2 separate regions of the Mus musculus genome follow, and region 1 is linked to region 2. Evidence: chromatin loops called from intact Hi-C (ENCODE). Cell type or tissue: heart. All regions are shown on one strand. Links, peaks and the distances in the headings refer to the core of each region. The heading gives the core; the rest is flanking DNA.

Evidence for each region. A loop is a pair of places that touch in the nucleus more often than their neighbours do. Peaks named below come from ENCODE experiments on the same cell type or tissue, not always from the same donor. Only the 100,000 strongest peaks of a DNase experiment are listed, where the experiment ranks them.
Region 1: a loop joins it to region 2, with 2.4 times the contacts of the local background. A loop is called at or near these places in 10 of 42 quality-filtered maps.

Annotation. Positions count from the first base shown.
Region 1 is chr10:70,793,544-70,806,088 of GRCm38, forward strand. No RefSeq gene overlaps it. Among named protein-coding and RNA genes, the nearest start is that of Gm40689, 31 kb to the right of the region's middle. In heart, for the core only: no CTCF peak of the experiment used is centred there; DNase peaks (open chromatin) are centred at 5,868, 6,548 and 7,438.
Region 2 is chr10:70,957,395-70,969,939 of GRCm38, forward strand. It overlaps Bicc1 (BicC family RNA binding protein 1), which reads right to left. Exons shown (of 21, transcript NM_031397.3): 4 at 3,741-3,820; 5 at 1,380-1,538; 6 at 267-320. Among named protein-coding and RNA genes, the nearest start is that of Gm24486, 82 kb to the left of the region's middle. In heart, for the core only: a CTCF peak has its summit at 6,406 (motif pointing left); DNase peaks (open chromatin) are centred at 6,597, 7,487 and 9,787.

The DNA.
Region 1 (12,545 bases), core at 1,671-9,670, 160 kb before region 2:
TATAAAGGGCAGAATTCTTCCCCCACCTGATAGTCAATCAACTGATGTGCCAAAAAACGGGTCATCGGGCCCTCGGTCCCAGGGCCCTCAAAGATATGGGAACCGGTTTGTCAGGACCCAGGAAGCAGTCAGAGAGACGACCCAGGAAGACCCACAAGGGTGGACCTGCGTGCCGCCTCCGACTTCCTATTAATGCCTCAAATGAGTATTCAGCCGGTGCCGGTGGAGCCTATACCATCCTTGCCCCCGGGAACCATGGGCCTTATTCTCGGCCGAGGTTCACTCACCTTGCAGGGCTTAGTAGTCCACCCTGGAGTTATGGATTGTCAACATTCCCCTGAAATACAGGTCCTGTGCTCAAGCCCTAAAGGCGTTTTTTCTATTAGTAAAGGAGATAGGATAGCTCAGCTGCTGCTCCTCCCTGATAATACCAGGGAGAAATCTGCAGGACCTGAGATAAAGAAAATGGGCTCCTCAGGAAATGATTCTGCCTATTTGGTTGTATCTTTAAATGATAGACCTAAGCTCCGCCTTAAGATTAATGGAAAAGAGTTTGAAGGCATCCTTGATACCGGAGCAGATAAAAGTATAATTTCTACACATTGGTGGCCCAAAGCATGGCCCACCACAGAGTCATCTCATTCATTACAGGGCCTAGGATATCAATCATGTCCCACTATAAGCTCCGTTGCCTTGACGTGGGAATCCTCTGAAGGGCAGCAAGGGAAATTCATACCTTATGTGCTCCCACTCCCGGTTAACCTCTGGGGAAGGGATATTATGCAGCATTTGGGCCTTATTTTGTCCAATGAAAACGCCCCATCAGGAGGGTATTCAGCTAAAGCAAAAAATATCATGGCGAAGATGGGTTATAAAGAAGGAAAAGGGTTAGGACATCAAGAACAGGGAAGGATAGAGCCCATCTCACCTAATGGAAACCAAGACAGACAGGGTCTGGGTTTTCCTTAGCGGCCATTGGGGCAGCACGACCCATACCATGGAAAACAGGGGACCCAGTGTGGGTTCCTCAATGGCACCTATCCTCTGAAAAACTAGAAGCTGTGATTCAACTGGTAGAGGAACAATTAAAACTAGGCCATATTGAACCCTCTACCTCACCTTGGAATACTCCAATTTTTGTAATTAAGAAAAAGTCAGGAAAGTGGAGACTGCTCCATGACCTCAGAGCCATTAATGAGCAAATGAACTTATTTGGCCCAGTACAGAGGGGTCTCCCTGTACTTTCCGCCTTACCACGTGGCTGGAATTTAATTATTATAGATATTAAAGATTGTTTCTTTTCTATACCTTTGTGTCCAAGGGATAGGCCCAGATTTGCCTTTACCATCCCCTCTATTAATCACATGGAACCTGATAAGAGGTATCAATGGAAGGTCTTACCACAGGGAATGTCCAATAGTCCTACTATGTGTCAACTTTATGTACAAGAAGCTCTTTTGCCAGTGAGGGAACAATTCCCCTCTTTAATTTTGCTCCTTTACATGGATGACATCCTCCTGTGCCATAAAGACCTTACCATGCTACAAAAGGCATATCCTTTTCTACTTAAAACTTTAAGTCAGTGGGGTCTACAGATAGCCACAGAAAAGGTCCAAATTTCTGATACAGGACAATTCTTGGGCTCTGTGGTGTCCCCAGATAAGATTGTGCCCCAAAAGGTAGAGATAAGAAGAGATCACCTCCATACCTTAAATGATTTTCAAAAGCTGTTGGGAGATATTAATTGGCTCAGACCTTTTTTAAAGATTCCTTCCGCTGAGTTAAGGCCTTTGTTTAGTATTTTAGAAGGAGATCCTCATATCTCCTCCCCTAGGACTCTTACTCTAGCTGCTAACCAGGCCTTACAAAAAGTGGAAAAGGCCTTACAGAATGCACAATTACAACGTATTGAGGATTCGCAGCCTTTCAGTTTGTGTGTCTTTAAGACAGCACAATTGCCAACTGCAGTTTTGTGGCAGAATGGGCCATTGTTGTGGATCCATCCAAACGTATCCCCAGCTAAAATAATAGATTGGTATCCTGATGCAATTGCACAGCTTGCCCTTAAAGGCCTAAAAGCAGCAATCACTCACTTTGGGCAAAGTCCATATCTTTTAATTGTACCTTATACCGCTGCACAGGTTCAAACCTTGGCAGCCGCATCTAATGATTGGGCAGTTTTAGTTACCTCCTTTTCAGGAAAAATAGATAACCATTATCCAAAACATCCAATCTTACAGTTTGCCCAAAATCAATCTGTTGTGTTTCCACAAATAACAGTAAGAAACCCACTTAAAAATGGGATTGTGGTATATACTGATGGATCAAAAACTGGCATAGGTGCCTATGTGGCTAATGGTAAAGTGGTATCCAAACAATATAATGAAAATTCACCTCAAGTGGTAGAATGTTTAGTGGTCTTAGAAGTTTTAAAAACCTTTTTAGAACCCCTTAATATTGTGTCAGATTCCTGTTATGTGGTAAATGCAGTAAATCTTTTAGAAGTGGCTGGAGTGATTAAGCCTTCCAGTAGAGTTGCCAATATTTTTCAGCAGATACAATTAGTTTTGTTATCTAGAAGATCTCCTGTTTATATTACTCATGTTAGAGCCCATTCAGGCCTACCTGGCCCCATGGCTCTGGGAAATGATTTGGCAGATAAGGCCACTAAAGTGGTGGCTGCTGCCCTATCATCCCCGGTAGAGGCTGCAAGAAATTTTCATAATAATTTTCATGTGACGGCTGAAACATTACGCAGTCGTTTCTCCTTGACAAGAAAAGAAGCCCGTGACATTGTTACTCAATGTCAAAGCTGCTGTGAGTTCTTGCCAGTTCCTCATGTGGGAATTAACCCACGCGGTATTCGACCTCTACAGGTCTGGCAAATGGATGTTACACATGTTTCTTCCTTTGGAAAACTTCAATATCTCCATGTGTCCATTGACACATGTTCTGGCATCATGTTTGCCTCTCCGTTAACCGGAGAAAAAGCCTCACATGTGATTCAACATTGTCTTGAGGCATGGAGTGCTTGGGGGAAACCCAGACTCCTTAAGACTGATAATGGACCAGCTTATACGTCCCAAAAATTTCAGCAGTTCTGCCGTCAGATGGACGTAACCCACCTGACTGGACTTCCATACAACCCTCAAGGACAGGGTATTGTTGAGCGTGCGCATCGCACCCTCAAAGCCTATCTTATAAAACAGAAGAGGGGAACTTTTGAGGAGACTGTACCCCGAGCACCAAGAGTGTCGGTGTCTTTGGCACTCTTTACACTCAATTTTTTAAATATTGATGCTCATGGCCATACTGCGGCTGAACGTCATTGTTCAGAGCCAGATAGGCCCAATGAGATGGTTAAATGGAAAAATGTTCTTGATAATAAATGGTATGGCCCGGATCCTATCTTGATAAGATCCAGGGGAGCTATCTGTGTTTTCCCACAGAATGAAGACAACCCATTTTGGGTACCAGAAAGACTCACCCGAAAAATCCAGACTGACCAAGGGAATACTAATGTCCCTCGTCTTGGTGATGTCCAGGGCGTCAATAATAAAGAGAGAGCAGCGTTGGGGGATAATGTCGACATTTCCACTCCCAATGACGGTGATGTATAATGCTCAAGTATTCTCTTGCTTTTTTACCACTAACTGGGAACTGGGTTTGGCCTTAATTCAGACAGCCTTGGTTCTGTCTGGACAGGTCCAGATGACTGACACCATTAACACTTTGTCAGCCTCAGTGACTACAGTCATAGATGAACAGGCCTCAGCTAATGTCAAGATACAGAGAGGTCTCATGCTGGTTAATCAACTCATAGATCTTGTCCAGAAACAACTGGATGTATTATGACAAATAACTCAGCAGGGATGTGAACAAAAGTTTCCGGGATTGTGTGTTATTTCCATTCAGTATGTTAAATTTACTAGGACAGCTAATTTGTCAAAAAGTCTTTTTCAGTATATGTTACAGAATTGGATGGCTGAATTTGAACAGATCCTTCGAGAATTGAGACTTCAGGTCAACTCCACGCGCTTGGACCTGTCTCTGACCAAAGGATTACCCAATTGGATCTCCTCAGCATTTTCTTTCTTTAAAAAATTGGGTGGGATTAATATTATTTGGAGATACACTTTGCTGTGGATTAGTGTTGCTTCTTTGATTGGTCTGTAAGCTTAAGGCCCAAACTAGGAGAGACAAGGTGGTTATTGCCCAGGCGCTTGCAGGACTAGAACATGGAGCTTCCCCTGATATATGGTTATCTATGCTTAGGCAATAGGTCGCTGGCCACTCAGCTCTTATATCTCACGAGGCTAGACTCATTGCACGAGATAGAGTGAGTGTGCTTCAGCAGCCCGAGAGAGTTGCAAGGCTAAGCACTGCAGTAGAAGGGCTCTGCGGCACATATGAGCCTATTCTAGGGAGACATGTCATCTTTCAAGAAGGTTCAGTGTCCTAGTTCCCTTCCCCCAGGCAAAACGACACGGGAGCAGGTCAGGGTTGCTCTGGGTAAAAGCCTGTGAGCCTAAGAGCTAATCCTGTACATGGCTCCTTTACCTACACACTGGGGATTTGACCTCTATCTCCACTCTCATTAATATGGGTGGCCTATTTGCTCTTATTAATAGAAAAGGGGGAACTGTGGGAAGCCGCCCCCACATTCGCCGTCACAAGATGGCGCTGACATCCTGTGTTCTAAGTTGGTAAACAAATAATCTGCGCATGAGCCAAGGGTATTTACGACTACTTGTACTCTGTTTTTCCCGTGAACGTCAGCTCGGCCATGGGCTGCAGCCAATCAGGGAGTGATGCGTCCTAGGCAATTGTTGTTCTCTTTAAAGAGGGAAGGGGGTTTCGTTTTCTCTCTCTCTTGCTTCGCTCTCTCTTGCTTCTTACACTCTGGCCCCATAAGATGTAAGCAATAAAGCTTTGCCGTAGAAGATTCTGGTTGTTGTGTTCTTCCTGGCCGGTCGTGAGAACGCGTCGAATAACATTCAGGAAGTCTCCATCTTAAAGATACTTTGAGCCCAGGACAGCAGGAGTTCTTGGGTGCTGAGCTTGTAGTCTCGTGTATAGAGATTTGCAGTGACTTCCTTGTACCTGGGATTCCTTTAATCTGAATAAAATTTGCTCTGAGGAAAAGCCTGCTGAGGTCATGGAAATGGGTAACTAAGGCACATTCTAAGTACCATGTGACTACCCATTTCTAAGACCAGGTATTCATGGGAACCAAACTATGTGGACAGCCTGTACTTCTGAGGTAAGCCAAGGGACAAGTGTTCCTCAGCTTCCACAGACTTCATGACATACAGCTTCAGGAGTTTATTCTCGTACCATTCTGGAGGTCAGACGTCTCAAACGGGTCCCCGGGTGGGGGACGGCTTTAGGGGATAAGTTGTTCATATTTCCCCAGCTTCTAGGTGCTGTCTACAAGTGTTACTTTGTAGCTCTGGGATCTCTGCATTCAAAATCACACTACCTTCACTGTGACCGTTCCGCTTCTCTTGTGATGACTCTGAGCTCAGTCAGCTAATACAGTACATTTTCACCATCTGACGTCTATTTATCACGTTTCAAAGTCACTTTTGTCAGGTATGGGGACCAGAGATGAGACCGTGGGCGTGTCTGGGGTGATGTTATCCAATCCACTGTGGCCTCTAAAGACAAAGGGTATTTCAATCTCCCAAGGTTTCAGTCCTTCCTCGCCTCTGTGCCTTCTCCTCTTCTACACCGCCTCTCCCGTTCTTGCACTCAGTTCTTTATCTGGATTCCAAGCCTGAGTCATCGTTTCTGGGCTCGCCTTTCCTCCCACGGGCACTAAGACTTTGGTAGCTGGGCTCTGCTTCCAGACACTCTCCCTTACTCATCCCTGCGCATCTGGCGCCACTGCTGGGGGACCCACTGGGAAGCTGGGTGCCTACTCAGAGATGTTTGCGTCAGGCTCTCAAGGCAAGACTTAGTCACTGAGATCTTTATTTGGGCCATAGGATTGCAAGTTTTTGATTGCTTAACTTGGGGAGGCTGAACCTAAAAATAAAGGAGTCTGTTCTTTCTGGCTGGAGTTTTGGAGGCATTCTGGTAACTGAGGCAGGTCGGGGACAGAGTGTGGGGGATTTCCTTGCCACTTGAACGGTAAACTCATCCAGTTCCACAGGATCTAGAAAATGTATAATTGCTGCTTTGCCACACCTTTAATCTAAAACCTTCCAAGAAGCACAGGTTAACAGGCTCAGATTCCAATGGGGGTGTTCCTGCGGGTGGAAAGGGCAACCATGTAACTAAATAGGAAAGACAAAGAGAAATGAAACTCTGGGTGTACAGAGGCTTGTCTTTCCCTTCCACAGCTAAGACAGATATCACTCATCAGCGAAGCATGGCTCCCGGCCACGCCACCCTTAAGGGCTTTGGTGGGAATTCTTGCCAGACACTACCATTCTGCTAAAGGCAACAAAATGAAGCTGTGTGAAATGTTCCCACAAGACAGTCCTTGGCTCTCTAGATCCCTGCAGGCAAGCACTAAGGGTTTTTCTTCTTCTGACTGCAGTCCAGCACAAAAGAGATGAGATTGCAGTTTCTGCAGCTGGGAGAAGGCTCAGAGGAACAGATTTCTCCTCCTCCCTCTTGTCCATTGGAAGACTGGGTTGGGGAAGCTGTCATTTGCTGCCTTCGGCTCCTCCCTGAGTAATGGGTTTGTGTGTGTGTGTGTGTGTGTGTGTGCGTGTGTATGTGTGTGTGTGTTTTACCCCCTTCTCCTCTGTGAAACCTCTGTGCTTTGAATTCCTGCATTAAATACACAGCCCAATTTTTGACATGATTATTATCATTATCATCACCATCGTTGTCATTGTAGTCCTCGTCGTTGTCATCATCATCATCATCGTCATCATTTTTTGACTAAGTAGCTCTGGATATTTCCTCAAGAAGGAATGCAGCTATATCCTCCAGAGCTCCCTTTCCAGAGAAGGCTTGACAGTGTTGTCAAACTCTTCAGAGGCAAGGAAGCATAAGAAACAGACTCATCCATACCTGTCTCTCTATCACCTTATGGTTTCTGCTCACAGTGCGCAAGCAGCGCAGCAGCAGCAGCAGCAGCGTCAGAGGTTAGCAGACACCCTACTGTGTTTTGACAGGTGCTTCTCCATTAAGGCTTCTGATTGCCTGGCCTAATTGGGGGCTACACTTCTGCTCCACAAACATGGCTTCTCTGCTCCTCCCTCCTTATATCAGGGCTGCTGGTGAAGAGAGAACTCTGAGCTCAAACAGCTCTGTGACAGACAAGCCAGCCTGGCTGACATGGGAGGAGAAGATAGCAACTCCAGGCGCTGTGCAATTGCTCTCTATTCAAAGAAAATGATCTATGTGGCTTGCAGCTGGTTCCCAAACATCTTAGCTAGGACCCAGGGAGAGTGATCGCTTTGGCACCCAGCCATCTGGAGCCTGCAGAGTCCTGGGAGAGGTGGAGTCAAAAGGGAAGACCTCTTTAGTATCTCCATCACTCCAGTGCCATTCTCAATCCAGTCACTAACCCAGCTGCTGGCTCAGCACCGAAGCACACTCGTCCTGAGTTGTGTCCCAGTGGCTTCCTTCAGACTGGGCTTTTCAGCGTAGAGACGAGCCGACAAATCGCCTTCCTGTGCTGGCACGCCCACCTGAGTGTTTCCTCTCTGGCCCCAAGTGCACAGTCCTGTAGCGGTCACACTGCATGCACAGGAGCCTAAGTCAGAAATGTGCTGACGATTTGTTGTTGCCTGCACTGACACCCTGGTAGAGCCAAGGTAGAGAGCTGCTGCCTACATCCTCTGAACCGGAGCTCCAGGGTAGAAGGGCTTTGAATCTCAGGCAGGGGGAGATTAAGCTGAAGAAGCCCAGAGATGGAAAAGAGATCTGCGACCCAGCTGAGTTTAACGGGGCCAGCCCCTGCCCAGCCCCCACTGTGTCACCTATGTCTTAGGGCCTCATAATTCTCATTTAGAGAAACCAAAGTATAGGTCTTTGGGTTTCTTTGTTTGTTTTGTTTTGTTTTGTTTTGTTTTGTTTTGTTTTGTTTTGTTTTGTTTTGTTTTGTTTGAGACAGGGTTTCTCTGTGTAGACCAGGCTGGGCTCCAACTCAGAAATCCACCTGCCTCTGCCTTCCAAGTGCTGAGATTAAAGGTGTGCACCACCACTGCCTGACCTGTTTTTTTTTTTTAATTAAATGCCATTATTTCTGTTTGAGAACACACTTTAAAATAGGAAGGCATGAAAGAATATAGGTGGTCCATCCATGCAGCCAGAAGAGTAATGTCATCTCAGCCTGGAAAGGTGAAACAAAATATGATAGACTTGCCTTTAGCCCTTCATTTCCTTCCTGGTCTCCAAGTGGCTGTCTCTCTCAACTCTGCAGCCTGCAACAGTCCAGCTCACCCTCCTGGTTGATTTTTAAGCTTCTACCTGTAAGTAGGCAGTATATAGAGGATGCTTAATTAGAGCTGACACCTATATGATAGCTATTATTCTTCACTTCTGAATCTTTTTTTTTCCTTCTCATAGTATGTGTTTTGGTTTTCTTGTTGCTGTGTTGATTCTACACAGATCTCTAGAGAGCTGGTTCACTCATTTTCAAGCCATCTACCGTGGGTTTTCTAAGCCTACACCTTGTCTTAACAAGATGCCAGTGATTCGGCAAGCTGCCCTTACCATCCCTGAGACACTGCTGCATCATCTGGACTCACCCTGTCCACCTTCAGCCTCTTCTCTTGGGTCTAAGGTTGGTGTTATGGGTTATACTGTCAACCTACAGGATCTAGAATCACCTAGGAGACATGCCTCTGGTCAGGCCCCTGCTGGATCATCTGGTCCACCTAGATTAGGCTTGTTGAAGTAGGGAAAACTCACCCGGCATTCACTGGGTAGCACCGTTCCATAGATTAGGGCTCTAACCTGGATAAAAAGAGAAAATCGGTTGAATGTAAACATTCATCCTCACAAACATGTTTCACCACTAGGAATGCAATATGAATGCACCCCTGCCTCAAAGGCTGCTTACCTAGACTCATGATAATGGATCACACTCTAGAGCCATGAATCAGACTTCTTCCCCCTTAAGTTGTTCTTGTCACAGCAACAGGAAAAGCAGCTGAGGCTCCCGAGCTGAGCATCCCTTGTTGGGGATGTCCTCAATGGCATCAGTATTTAACTGAGATGAAGAATCCCCATGTGGGGTTCTGTGACTCAGAGTGGAGAGCTGCTGTTGCCCATTGTGTCTTCCTTGGTGAAATAGAAGCAACTTTACATCTTCTTCCAGATCAGCTATAGAGAGATTCTCTCATAAGCATCACCTGTCAATAAAGAAGCCGATGGCCAATGAGCTGAGGCAGGAAATAGGGGGTTGGACATCTGTCAGAGACAGAGAGGATTCTGGGAAATAGTAGGTAATATAGGAATTTCACCCTGGAACACTGAGGAACCAGTGTAAGAAGATGAGGAGAGGAAGCCAGCCACATAGCTGGACCCAGGTTAGAATAGAAGGGATAATAAGTTAAGAGCAAGTGAGAGAATATGCTGAAGCTTATGGCTTAAGCATTTGCTAATTTATTAATCAGTCTCAGAGTTGTTATTGCTGGGAATTAAGTTGTTGGGAGGGGAAAAATCAGATTTTGCATGCACTAGCTAGTGAGTCTGCTGGGTGAGTCCCTGGAATCTGCTTCTAGCTGGGTGCTCAGGATGGCAGAAATAGACCTCCCTTTATCTTACTGTATTACAAACAAGCAGTACGGGCACTCCCAAGGACAGATTCAGTTACCTTGTTCTATCGTTCTTCTCCATCTCTTTCTGCTAGTCAGGGAAGAAATGATCCAGACTGATCCAAAAGGGAGAGTCAAGCCCTTTGCCACCCCTCAATATGTTCAACAAACGTTTACAGAGTTCCTAAGTGTTTGCAGGTGTCAGCTGCTGTGCTAGGTGGTGGAGATGCCCGAGGCCCAGCCATCACAACCGCTTCTTCCAGGGTGGGGTATGTAAGCCCATAGCAGACAGATGCTCTTCTGCAGGGGAAACACCAGAAGTCCTGCAGAACAGGGGTTAGTTTAAGAAATGAATGTACCGTAGGTCTCAGAACACAGTGAACTAGAATCAGGTGTTGTCTCTGCTGGACTCTCAAATTCTGGAAGCAAGCATGCTCACAGTAAACACAGTTTCCCAGTCCGCATCTCTTCCCACTCAACAGTGTAGTTGATGCAGATTCTTGCCTTGTGCGGCTGCCCCCTTCCAATAGAACAGCTACCTACAAGCAGCCTACTTGACTGATCCTTGGACACTGCACACTCAGATGTGATCTGGTGGCTGCAATGATCCCCACTTAGTCAAAACATAACACTAGAAGTCTTACCCCACTTGCTTTAAACCCATTGACTAGAACTCCCCATCTGCTTGGATAACGCCTAAGACCCAGTAAAGACACTGGCTGGTGGCTCTACCTTTCTTGCTCTGTGTGTGATTCATATGTGTGACCTATACCCCAGGGTTTGGGAGCAAATTAACTCATTTCCATCTTAATCACTGGAAGGACCCTCCATCTTGAAGATCCTGAGTTAAACAGTCAGTGTGTTTGGCAGGGATGCTGGCTAGGGTAGAAGTTCTCAGATGGGAGTACATACGGGAGCAGCTAGAAGACATCTTAAACCCTGTAAATCCAAGGTATCAGACTCAATAGGTGTAGCCTGAGACTATGCATTCCCAACAAGTTCCCAAGTAATAACTGTGATGGTTGTATATGCTTGGCCCAGGGAATGGCACTATTAGAAGGTGTGGCCTTGTTGTTGGAGTAGGCGTGTCACCATGGGTGTGGGCTTTAAGACCCTCATCCTAGCTGCCTGGAAGTCAGTCTTCTACTAGCAGCCTTCAGATGAAGATGTAGCACTCTCAGCTCCTCCAGCACCATGTCTGCTTGGATGCTGCCATGCTTCCTGTCTTGATGATAATGGACTGAACCTCTGAACCTGTAAGCCAGCCCCAATTAAATGTTCTTTAGAAGACTTGCCTTGGTCATGGTGTCTGTTCACATCAGTAAAACCTTAACTAATACAATAACCAATGGCACTAGCTTGGAGACCCCACTGAAAGAACCAAGGTCTGAGAGGAGCTGAAGCCTCCTGGTTTGCCATTGGGAGCAAGGTCAGCTGAGTGGTAGCATCACCTGTGTAGCATTCCTGGAGTCCGTTTGGAATGCAGAAGCTGCTGAAAAAAGCACCTGTGCACATCAACTGTTGCAAAACACCCTCTGAAGACACTGACTCTGGAACTCGCTGTACATTTAGAGTCACATAGGGAAGGATTAAAAACTCATCGTGTCTGGATTCTGCTTCCAGGGATTCTCCTTGAATTGGTACACGGTGTGAAGCGACTAGAGGGGTTCTGTGTGTAGCGTGTTTTGGGAGTGGTTTGATGTGCATCCTGCATGGGAGTTGGTACCACAGAGAAAGTCAGGGTCGGAGTCACAGGAAGTAGGATGTGTAAAGGCACGGTGGCAAGAAGAGAAAAGTGAGATCATTAGACAAGTAGGAATGGATTGGGTCAGCACAGAGCTCATGGTTAGGGGGCCATAGTAAAGTTGTTCAGGGACTGGGGCATTTTAAGAGCTAGTTGTGAGAAATTTTAAGATTGTAGTGAGAGGCCAAATCTTTTAAGTTCAGACTCCATTTTAGAGAACCTGACCTACATTTGCACTCAGGCAAACTAACAGACTGGTACCTAGCATTAGCTTCCAAGCTGCTGTCCAACAAAACCGGAGCCTAGCTCCAGTCTCTAGGCTAATCCCTAATAAGACCAGCATCTCCAGGTTATACCCTCAACAAGACCAGTGTCTCCAGATTATTTCCCCCAACAAACCTGCACCCCAGGTTACAAGCCCACCCCCTGCCTAACGACCACCAATGCAGAAGGAAACAGAAGTTAAGTTTATGATAGGACTCCCAGCACCAGCCAATTATGTTAAAGGCCACAGTATCTTTCCAATTAGATGCTTGCACACAGATTCCCTGCTTGCAGCTTACTATAAAATCTTGCCCCACTAGACATTCAGGGCTCCCCCACCACCAAAACTGTCCTGTGTGCCAGTGGTGCATTGGAGGGGCCCAAGCTAGCTCAAATAGACTAAAGACCCTGCTGTGAGTTGCATCAGATTGACTCCTGTCTGGTTTTTTGGGGGGATCACTAATATTTTCCTGGCACAACAGTAGAGTCTTGGGGCTTTGGGTCTTCCATTATAGTTGAGTGTGCTATTTTGCATTTAGAAAAAAAAATTTTCCCCACACAGCTACATGCTCAGGGATATGGAGACAGTATACCTGGGGTATGCTTGTCAAAGAACATATGTTACTGGTTTAATGGAAAATAGCCCATTTCAGGGACTATTGCTGTTTGAACTGCAGAGGGGTTCATGTAGACAACAAAGAAGCATGCTGATAATGGGAGCAGAAGATGCTAACACCCAAAGGGGCCCCTTTGGCCTGATGATTACTTTGAGCTGAAATCAGTTGAGTTAATTGATGGAGACAACTTTTCGA
Region 2 (12,545 bases), core at 1,963-9,962:
AAGTATAACAATGTTTCCACAATGTCTCCAACAGAGAAGCATTTACAAGCAAACCTAGACTGTTGTGGTCTACATACTGATGGAAAATGCCTCCACCAGAGCCCAGATGATAGAAGCAGGAGTGTTCCCAAAGGCACTCTGCTCCACTGTCTCCTGCTTCCTGAAATGGACTTGGTAACCAAATGGCAAACGATGCTATTTCTGCCCCCTTGTTATGTAAATATGGTGAGCATGCACACACGATTCCCAAAGATTAGCACAGTTACCCGAATCCTTGCTCGGGCCGATTCTACTCCTGCTGGCTGTCCTGCTATAGACACCTGCAAAATAAGAAAGCAAGGCTTATTACTCTATCACTCATACACCTATCTGCCTTCCTGGGAGCCACACCCCTCCTGCTGAACCCTTGAGCATGGGGTCTCCTGACCAATAAGCCTCAGCCAAACCCATTGAACCTGAATTTGATTTTAATGAGACCCTCTTCCAGTGATATCTGGCCATTGATCTACCTCATCCTTGGACTTAGCAACAGCCAGTAGCTCCCAGGAAGTCATTCTGACCCCTTTGTCAATATGTCTATCCACAGCATTTCTCCCTTTTGTTTAAAGTCTCTTTGCGTCAGTCTGTGAGATACATATTATCAGCAGTGATGAGACTGTATCAGACTCTGTAGCCATAAACCTTCATCCTCCACACCAGCAGGCAGATAATCACAGCCTTAGTACCCCCCTCTCCAGTTTTCTCCATAGATCCCCGGACATCACCATGACTCACCAACTAAAGCATTAGTCTTATGCTGGGTGACAGAACCATCTTGTCACAGTGATCACCGGGAATTCTGAATAACACCTGTATCTTTAATCAAGGCTTTCAACCTAGGCCACAGATACATGCCAGTGTAAAAACACTCCCTGATTTACCCTCAGGACTCACAGAACCCCATCATGGGAGCAGCTAAGAAGACAGAACATATCTAAATAACACAGCAGTAGTATGCACTCTTCAAGGACTGGAAGTGCTTGTGTGGGGGCCAGTGATGCCCAACGCAAAGCAGCGGGAGTGTATCTAAGCATCCTCTGAGATGGTGACCTCAAGGGCCACTTCTACAACTGTGTAGCTAGAACCCACCAACCGGATAAAGCTGCGGGCAAGACAAGCCTGGTAGACTCTCTCAGTTCTTCATAATGGTCCTTGGGATCTCTACTATTTAGAGATCAAGCAGAGAACCAGAGTCTACAGCTCATCCTTGGTCCCACAGAGTACCCCCAGCCTCCTCCACCTACACCATCTGCCATCTATAATTCCTCTGGTTGCTTTTTGCCCTCATCTCTCAGAAGGGATTTGTCTACTGAGACTCAAGGGTATAAAGGACCAATCACCTGGTTACTCTTCTCTGCCTGGTTGTTCCTGTTGGAGTCTGGGAAGTGGATGTGGCAGCCCGTGTCTTCCATGACCTTTTTAATGTTGTTACCACCCTTGCCGATGACGTGGGAGTGCTCCGTGTGCGAGACATCCATCTTCAATGTGACGCGGTTGCTCTGCACGGAAGCAGGGTTATGTCCCGATGTGTTACCACCACCGAACACTTACGGTGCTTCAGCATTAACAAAGCGGACACCACTCCATGGGAAACTACAGATTTCTCCAAAGGATTGTCTCAGCCTAACAAATTTCTATCCGTTTCTTCATTAAGACGGAATCTCATTTTATGATAAATTTTTCAGAGGGTGGTGACAAATTTTTAACTGCAATACTGTGACAGAAGAGCCTTTCTTAAATACGGTCAGTTGCAATGGTAGATAAATTATCCTGGTTTTTCTTTTCTTTTAAAGGCATTATTCATGAAATGGTTCAAATACCTGAAGACAGATGAAAGTGTGATCACATGACTAAAGATGCCGTGTTGGGCAGAGGATCTATGAGGAGGAGGAATCAGGACTATAAGGAAAGCCCCCACTGAGATCACACATGCCGACAACACATGCTGTCTGAAGTCCTACACACAGGAGCGCTTACGTGGCTACCTGCCCAATCTTACACAGCCACCCGTTATTCCAGCTGATGGAAAGAAAAGTGGAGAACTCGTAAGAACTTCCACCCTGGCAGACGAAGGCACGGATAAACAAACCCCAATCAGAGGCTCAGTTACCTTAAAGAAAGTGTAAAATCCCAAGTGGTGGGGAATAAAAAGGTGGCAGTCAAACTGGCATCTGAACATTGAATTCTGAGGAGTTTAACCCAATGCTACGAGGACAGATGTAAAACTTTTGGGATGTTCAAGGCTGTTAATGGCATTCCTGAACAGGAAGACTCAAGATATAAAAATATCAGACATTTAAAAGCCTTCTGAAATCATCAGTTTTTGACTTGTGCCCCAAAATATTTTTATTTTTGAAGCTTAACTTCTTTCACTTTAATCCTTGAAATACAAGAAAGTATCTCCCCTTTTAGAGAGGAAAAAAAAATCCTAAACTACTTTAAAATTACAAGGAAAACAATTCTTAAACATTAAGAAAAAAGGAACAAAGATAAATCCAGAAAAACAAAAGACCAGAGGGCAAGATCAGAAATATTTCAATAAAATATTAAGTAGTAAGGAAAAATAAAAAGCGGGAGCCACAGCCTGGATTTGAACCACCTCCCCAGTTACCAGCTTTGAGATGTTGGTCAAATTATCTAGCATCTCTGTGATGATTTACTTTTGAGGATAGATCAAATTATTATCTGTACAATATTAAGCACCTGGCATATAGCCAGGACTTCTGGTGTGCTTAAAGAAACAGCATCACAAATGAGTGTAGGCTTACACACATTCAGCTTCTGTCATTATTCTTTTGTATATGTACTTGTACTGGATCAAGCACCCCGTTCATTCCAGGCCAAGCGTGAGCACACACAAGTGAGCACACACAGGTGAGCACACACAGGTGAGCACACTCAGGTGAGCACACACAGGTGAGCACACACAGGTGAGCACACTCAGGTGAGCACACACAGGTGAGCACACACAGGTGAGCACACTCGGGTGAGCACACACAGGTGAGCACACACAGGTGAGCACACTCAGGTGAGCACACTCAGGTGAGCACACTCAGGTGAGCACATGCAGATACACAGGTGAGCACACACAGGTGAGCACACGCAGATACACAGGTGAGCACACACAGGTGAGCACACGCAGATACACAGGTGAGCACACTCGGGTGAGCACACACAGATACACAGGTGAGCACACACAGGTGAGCACATGCAGATACACAGGTGAGCACACTCGGGTGAGCACACACAGATACACAGGTGAGCACACACAGGTGAGCACACTCAGGTGAGCACACTCAGGTGAGCACACTCAGGTGAGCACCCGCAGATACACAGGTGAGCACACTCAGGTGAGCACACTCAGGTGAGCACACACAGATACTCACACAGGGCTCCTATGACCTCAGAAAAGCAAATGTGCTCATGTCTGTCATCATTGTTACTTATGTAGCACTAACAAGGGCCAATGTATCTTTCTGAAGATGGTATATTATGTGTGTGTGTGTATGCTCACACTTGCGTGTGTAAACGCGTTCATATACATAATTGCTTGCTATGATAGAAACCATTCATACTAAGCACTTTCTCTATCCCCCTCCCCCAGCAGACTCCCATGCACCTTTCAAACTTTGCCGATTTCTTTTCCCTGGTCCTCCCTTCTCCACATGATTCTTGGGTACCAGCTTGGAGTGTTCACTTACTTTTGTGTCTAAGACAGACATGATCATTTCTTTGGCTTCCTTCACATCCTCTTTCTTCCCAGAAACCTTGATGTGGGGATCTGGAAAGAAGCAGAAGGAAGGCTTACATGAGGCGTCACACCTCCCTCAACTGCCCGCTTTGAGACCGATTCCGCAATATGAAACATCCCACAATAAACCCTGTAGTTACTGCACTGTGTATATGCGATCACTATAATCACAAGCATAGGAAAGTAACCAACATCCGCATTTATCAGTGTTTTTTTCCCCTCTTCTGAAAATTGGATGAGCAATTTACCTCCAACCTGTGCAAAATAAGCAAATCACACCACTGCGAAATAAAATAAGGTAATTATGAATTCTACTTGTGAATTGAGTTCTCGTTATATTCTTGGCGGCATTCTAAAGATAATAGAGTAATTTGTTTAATCCAAGCTATTGCTTTGTGAACTTTTTTTTTTTTTAACAGAGAAAACCAATGCAGAAAGCAACAATAGTAACTTGCCCTAGAAAAGTAGATTTTACAGGACTCAGACCTGGCCCTATAGTGCAATGTCTTCCAACTCTGTCCACAATTTAAACTGTGATGACGTATTACAGAAAACATCCTCATGGGCCAATGTTCACAGAACAACAAAGTCCACTTGGGAATATTTCATATTTACCCAGAGTTCATTTTGAGTGACTAATACACAGCGTGATTTCTTTATTGACCACGATTGTAACTAGGGAAGTGTCCAGTCACTCAAGAGGGATTACTGATCGCCTTCACTGCACCAAGGTCTGGGGAATGTGTTGGTAAAGACGATTCCCGCACACACAGGCCTGAGTGATGCACAAGGAGGCCTAACAACATTTCACAAAGACTTTTACATGTTATACTAATCATCGTATGACAGAGCGTGGGATACAAGACATAAGGATTGGAGAGCCGGCTAGGGGAGAGGCCCATCAGGCTCACTAAGAGGAATTGGAGTGAGGGCCAGACACAGCCAAACTCTTCCAGCAAAGGGAGGGTCCTGCACAAGTCTTCAGGTCAAGGTGTGTTGCCCTGCTGTTAAGGTCTGAGTCTGTTGTTAACAGACAGCCCTGAAAAGGCAAAAGGGCAGACTCTTTGTCAGCTGGGCATCTTCTCCTCTGAGGACTCTGGATCCCACCTGAGGAAGGTCATGTGATCCTGCACCTGAGATTCCTGGGATGCCTCCCATGCTAATGAGGCCTCTCAGCAGCCTTCAGCCAATGACCTCCCCCCAACACCCAGATATTCTCACCCCCTCCCTCACAACTAGATAACCATTGATTGGTTCACCCCAAAAGTTTATGTGTATAAGCCCATCCTGAATAAAGGTATATGCCCAAGATAAGATCGTCTCAGAGAGCTGTTTCATTGCCGATCATCATCAGAGAAGGCCTTCTCACTCTCTCCCCACCCCCAAGGCACTCGCTTCAGGTGGACTGAGATCCTGTGCGATCTGGACTCTGCTTCATTCTTCCAGCCCGGTGTGTAGTGGCAGGCATCTGGACACCCCAAGCGGGAGAAATCAAGGACATGGAACCACGAGGATGTGTTTCCATTTCTCTTTCACTGGGTTCCTAGAATTTAGTAGTCTGGGAGTTCTGACACCTTACTGTCCAGCCTGGTGCAGATGAAGACCATCCTGGGGTAAGTGGAGAGTCCTTTGCCCATTTGTATTAGTGACAAAGTCAAGAAACGGATATGATCATCAATAGGTCATGACCATGGTCTATGAATTCCCTGAGTCCTTTCTGTCCAGTACAGGATAGAGATCCGTAAATATCCAGGTACCATCCACAACCATTGAGCCTTTTGTTCTTCCAAAGCAGGAATTACCCAGTTGCCACTGAGTAGGGATTATACCTGGACTACATACGTCGGGATGTCTCCACTGCCAGCATACCCCACAGGTCAAGGTCAATTCTATGCTGAACACATCACATATTTTGAGGTGCAACCAGTCAATCCAGGGGAGAGCCCAGGGAAGGAAGGAAAGGAGACTACTCAGCTCCTCTGAGCAGTACATGACACCACAGCTGACAACACCCTGCAGCTTTGGAATGTGGAATATGGGCTGAACCCCCACTTAATCACCCCTCTACTGGCACCCTGCCCTTCTCTGCCATGTCCCCCCTGCTACTCCTGACTGAGGCTCTCCTTATCCCATTATCTTTTTAGCCCTGTCTCTGACATTTGCAATGACTTTAAGATTGCTCGGAACTTTCCAAAACTGTTTTTCATAGGCTCTAAGTTTAGGGAACCCAAAAGCAAGGCACACGGATGCCCACCCACCACAGTCTATGAACCCGTTTTTATCTGGTTTGACAGAAGTGACAAATGATTCTGAAGAATATAGATCAATATTATTTACACACACACACACACACACACACACACATACCATGTGCAAGGTATGTTAACTTGTAAACCCATTACTTCCCAGGCTGGATAAACACTAAAATTCTTATACACCTGCACCTGTAGAGGTGCAGGCATGCTTAGTTTAAAGATAACCAAATTATCGTAACTTTTTCTTTCCAACAACAGAACAATAAGCAAAAGGAAAAAAAAAAAAAAAAAAAAAGAACAAAAAACAAAACCACCTCAACAGCAAATTTAGAAGTGAATGAGCACCACCTAGTGGTCAGAAAGTGAATTATTCAATGAAGCTGGGACTGCAATGTCTTCAACCCCTAACCCCAACCCTCAGATTCAGCTCTTGTTAGAAAGTGGCTCTTTGATTTGCCAAGCTTAATAGAAACCGAGAAAAACAAATACTACCACATTGGATCAAAGGGATGAGATGGCTAGGGACATGCTCGCTATCTCCCCCCTACTCTCTGGGTCCGCTCTTGCCTTTACGTAGAAGACATGTGCATGCTGCCTGCTGCCTGCTTCTAGTCTGAACGGAACCTCAATTCATTACTTGCCATGCCTGAGAGCCAGTGCCTGGTGAAGATTTCAGTTTAAGATTGTGTAAAATCACAGGGGATAAACGTTGTGTTCCAATTCACCCTAGAAACACTTGACCGTGAGTTGTAGTATTGACCCCACTGATAAGCACAAAATGAATTAGGCATCAGCCAGAAAGCATCAAAAGACAGAGAGCTGCAAGTCTGTCCAATGGCACTATGGGTACAGACTAGGGATGTTATAAACCAAGCTATTCACCCACACCCACAGTGGTACTGAGCAGACTAGCAGCACTCTATTGTCGAAAATGTCTATATGAAGGAGACTCTAGGCTCAGGTTCCTTCATTTCCGAGGTAACCATGAGCACTGGGCATTTCCAACAAAATTCTAACTTTCAGCAAGTCTGATCCTAGTATCAGAGGCGTGCGAGAGTGTTGGTTTTCGGATTCAGACCACACCCATCTGCTCCTGTCTTTTAGGCGTATCACCTCCCATGGAAGAGAGGAGACTGGATAGCAACCACTCTCACTGAGAAGTTCAGCTATGCTGGTATGTACACACCACAGAAGGAACAAAGGAAAATGGGCCCTGCTCTGCGGAGCTCGATACCTTTCACAGGAGTGTTCTCCTGGCTTTCATCTGTGAGTTCATAGACACCCTTGATGGTTCCAAAAACACGTTTTTGGTAAACATTTTAGAGTCGAGACGCTTCCTGAACCTAACCTTCAGCTTTGTCGAGCTTTTGGGAAGATGGTCTGGCATTGCAGGATTTTCCCTGTCCGATTACATTAGTGCAGAGGAGGTCTGTGATTGGACAGGGAAAAGGGAGGCGGAGCTAAGGGTAGCCACTAACAAGCTCTGTGGGAAAGTCACAGAGAGACTCTGGAGGACAGTGCGGGAGGAGTAGTAATGGAAAAGAAGGGAGAGGTGAGAGTGGTAGGAAGAAGCAGAGAGAAGGGGAGAGGAAGGTAGGGCGGGAGAGAAGAGAGAAAATGGGAGGGAAGGAAGGAAAGAAAGAGGGAGGGGAGGAGGGGGAGGGAGGGAGGGAGGGGGAGGGAGGAAAGAAGGAAGAGAGAGGAAGGGAAGGAAGGAGAGAAGGAGGGAAGGAAGGAGGGAGAGGGAGGGAGAAAGGAAGGGAAGAGGGGAAGGGAGGGAAAGAGGAAGAGGAGAGAGGGAGGAAGGGAGAGAGGGAGGGAGAGAAGGAAAGGGGGAACAGAGAAAGGAGGAGAATAAATACAGAAAATGTGGCACTATGCTTGAATATTCGAGGTCCCTATTGACTCCTGATTTTTGTTGTTGTTGTTGCTACTGCTGCTGCTGCTGCTGTTTTAATGCTTGCTACACAGCTGGTGGAACTGTCTAGGAGTCTGAAAACTTCAAGTGGAACAAGAAGATCAAGGGTTTAGAGCTCTAGAATATATTACCCTTCACTCCCTTCTGTAAACTCTACCTGCTTCTGATCCACAGTGATATGAACAGCTACTCCCCCCCCCCCCCACGCACATTGAGGTAAATATTATTTAAGGGTTTCTACCCTACATTTGATCATTTAGTTCCCAAATAAAAGACACAAAACCTTTACAATAAATTTTAATAGCACTAGATCTGGGCAGATATCAGCCCTCTCTGCTATTTTGTCTACTTCCCTGTCAATAACCCTGAGGTATGTTCTGCCTGGATCGCTCCTACTCCAACTGGCCAGGCTTCATGGCCATACTCTCATGATCCACCAACCCCATGGCACCTTCTTCCTTCTCCTCCCCCCTCCTGGTCTCTGCCTTAGACCCTCTGATGGTGTGTATATGCTTGGCCCAGAGAGTGGCACTACTAGAAGTTGTAGCACTGTTGGAGTGGGTGTGGCCTTGTTGAAGTAGGAGTGTCACTGTGGGAGTGGACTTTAAGACCCTCATCCTAGCTGCCTGGAAGTCAGTCTTCTAGCCTTAAGATGAAGATGTAGAACTCAGCTCCTCCTACGCCATGCCTCCCTGGATGCTGCCATGCTCCTGCCATGATGATAATGGACTGAACCTCTGAACCTGTAAGCCAGCCCCAATAAAACATTGTCCTTATAAGAGTTGCCTTGGTCATGGTGTCTGTTCACAGCAGCAAAACCCTAAGACAGACCCCAAGCCCAAGAAAGGAAGGCCTGCCTACCTCTCTTCTGTTAACCAATCACAGATAACTTGGGGGCAAGGTTTACACAACAAAAGCTGGTATATGTGTGAGGAGATCTCTCTCTCTCTCTCAGATTTATTTATTATATACATGTGAATGCACTGTCACTGTCTTCAGACACAACAGAAGAGGGTATTAGATACCATTACAGATGGTTGTGAGCCACCATGTGGTTGTGGGATTTGAACTCAGGACCTCTGGAAGAGCAGTCAGTGCTCTTAGCTGCGGAGCCATCTCTCCAGCCCCATGTGTGAGGATCTCTTCTTCTTGAGGAAATTAAACCTTGGGATATAGAATCTAGCCTTATAATACATAACAACAAACCAAACCTCAGAACACATAGTCATAGCTCTCTCTGACTCTGTCTCTGTCTCTCTGTCTCTGTCTCTCTCTCTCTCTGTCTCTCTGTCTCTCTCCATTAAGTTGCTGTCAGGAGCTTTGGTGATCCGGGTCAGACTGCTTAGTTTCCTTACAAATCTACATTGCTTTACTGTATTTCTAAGACCCCTACTAAAAGTTATTTTTATTATTTTTAATTATGTGTATGTGGTGTGTGCCTGGCGTGGAGGAGGGACTGCACTCCCCTGGGGCTGGGCTTATGCATGGTTTGGAGTCTCTGACACACAGGTGCAGAAGCCTAGGGTCCCTTGCAGGGGCCACCCAGGCGTTTCACCTCTGAACCATATAATGTTCTTAAACTAACCTAAACTAACCCGATATCTTTATTTTGCAGTTTTGCGCTGTCTTGTTGTATGTAGTTTATCTAACCTCTAAGGCATTTCCAAGAACCCTAATGCTAATGTGCTGGCACGGCGCCCTCTGCCCCAGCAGAGGGCGGGAGAGCAGCCCAGAGATCTTGGCGTGGATCAACAGCTGGTGTGGATCAGCAGCTGGCTTCCCAGGCCACAGCTTGGCCTCCTCTTCTGCCTTATTCACTAATGTGTGATTCGGTATCAAAGTAGATGGAAAACAGAGCTCGCCCGGCTGGTATTTCCCTAATAACGTGCTTTGTAAGACACAAAACAAACGCATTGCGTCTCATATGCTGACGGGATTTGGCTTCAAACTTTCCTTGAACAGAGTCACAGCTGAGATATCACTGACACGACCCCGTCCGTCCCCCGGGTCTAGATTTGATTGCATTTCCTTTAGGTTGGCAAATGACTCTGGGGATCAGCAGAGGTGAATTCAACATGAGGGCGACCAGCGGCTGCTCATACTTACTGTGGAACAATTAAGTTTCTCTCTGGACACCTCAGAGATAGACTTGAACTTTAGTTAGGGTTTTTATTGCTGTGATAAAATCGCCACGGACCAACAGCAACTGGAGATGTTTATTCTAGCGTATAGGTTTAAGTTCATCACCGAGGGAAGTTGGGGCAGGAACCTGAGGCAGGAGCTGATGCAGAGGCCAGGGAGGGGTGCTGCTTACAGGCTTGTTCCTCATGGTTTGCTCCGCCTGCATTTTTAAAGCTTATAGTACCACCAGTCTAGGGGGTGGCACTGCCCACACTGATCGGATTCTCCCAGCCCAGAGGTGGTACCGCCCACAATGAGCTGGCTCCTCCCAGCCCAGGGTGACACCGCCCACAGTGTGCTGGCTCCTCCCATGTCAATCATTTTCAAGAAAATGTACTATAGGTTAGCCTATAGGCTGATCTTATAGAGGCCTTTTCTCAAATTGAGGTTCCTCTCCTCTCAGATCGCTCCAGCTTGTATCAAGCTGACAAACAACCAGGCAGGACATTTGCTTTTTTAAAATAAAAGCTTTACATAGGCTGAGGTAGCAACATCTCACTTTTGTCAAAAAGATAGAAAACCTGAGCTGACTGATGAGCCCTGACTACAGATGATTTTTAGAATAGAATAGGAACAGAGTAGTACAGAGCCTAGAGCCCGTGAAGGAAGGTTCTTTCCCAACAGGTACCCCAATAAACTGAGTCAGGATAAGTGACCTCTTAACATGATGTTCAGGGTAAGGCGTGGTCCTCCGTGCCTGCCTTGGTTTAAAACAGAAAAGAAAGGTTACCACCTCAATAGCCAACAGGAGAGCAAAGGCTGTCTAGAATCAGATATATTTAAATTCAAAACCCTAGTTTGCATGGGAATAATGATCCCACACTGGGTGGGTACCCATCTGTCTGAACCCAACAGAGCCCAACATCAAGGTCCTATCAAGGTAGTCTTTGGAAGGATGATGCTCAAACTCTGAGAAAGAACCATTTGTGACACCCAGGTGACACCAGGAAGTCAAAAGAGAAAGCATCAGGAAATGGCCTTGGGACGTTTTAACTCAATTGCTCAGCTCTGCTTAGAAACAGCTATCCCTGTCACTGGAGCTTTGAGAAGGCTTTAGCTTTTAAAAAAAGGAAAGGGTGAGAGGTACATCCAACCAAGATGGCGCCCAGAGGTCCTTCTTCAGTTGGATAGAAGGAGCAATGAGCCTTGGGAGACACAAAGGTAGTTCGAGAGGGGGTCAGGCCTTTTGTGGGTGAAACACTAATTTCTCAACATGGTGACTAAGATTTGGAAATATAAAGATACCAGTCCATCATCATGCTCTCCACCGGCCTCCAGCCTTCAGGGGAAAGGGAGCAGAGGAAGGAGGGCTTATATGCATCTTCTCCGCCTGGAGTCTGGAGGGACTTCCCAAAGCTGTTTGATGCGATGCAGAGTTATAGAGACTTGGGGGGAAACCTAGAAATAATCTCAGAAAAGAACAACAGAACGCACACCAAATACGAAGCAGAATCAGGGCGCACCAGCAGGAATAATCAGTACCAGATGTCCTCATGGAGCGTGAGAACAGAATCAGAGGGAAGGGGCTTTATTGTACCGTTCTATTCAAGGCGACACAAACTAACCTCTGTCATAAACCGCAGAGGTGCCCTGCAGGTGGGAGACAGGTGTTTAACAAGTGTAGAGCTGCAGAGCCAGAGGAGAAGGAAGTTAGAAATGTAACTAGACTCGGCTTTTTGGCATCAGCCCTCTATATTCCAGAGATAAGGAAGAGGATTCTGGGAAGAGGGAGTTGAGGAAGCCAAGTGCCAGGAAGAAATCTGGAAACAGGGGAGTCTGCACAGGGGTCACAATGAGGTCACTGCACAGGGGATGTTAGACAGGCCGCTTTAATGAGGAGGGGACAGTGCCCAAGACATGCAACGTGATCTTTTAAAATGTGTTGCAATGACCTGGGACCCAGGAGGGGTATGGCGAAGGGAGACAACCAGACCAAATACTGGCCACCTGCAATGCAATCCTGGTCTGACCTCAGAGGTCCCCCTAATGGATGGGGGGGGGAGCACATGCATAAGCCAGGAAAGAGCCTCCCCAGGAAACTGAGATTACAGCAGGTTATGAGGACAGATCTAAGAGCCAGAAATGACCAATGCTCACTCTCTCCAAGGAATACAGGTCAACATGTGCATGATAGGCCCCAGGGGTCCTGCCTGTGGTCTGAGCACAGCAAAGCACTGTCATCCACAGCCAAGGAGGAGTGTGTCTTTTTAACAACATCTGGGGCCGTTCACAAAACATCTGACACACAACTGCTGGCTGTCGGTACAGAATAAAGGGGACACAGCAAGTCCTGTGAATACACATGTGACACCACACACACACACACACGAGAGAGAGAGAGAGAGAGAGAGAGAGAGAGAGAGAGAGAGACTGGAAGAAGAAACCTGAGGAAAGAAGAATT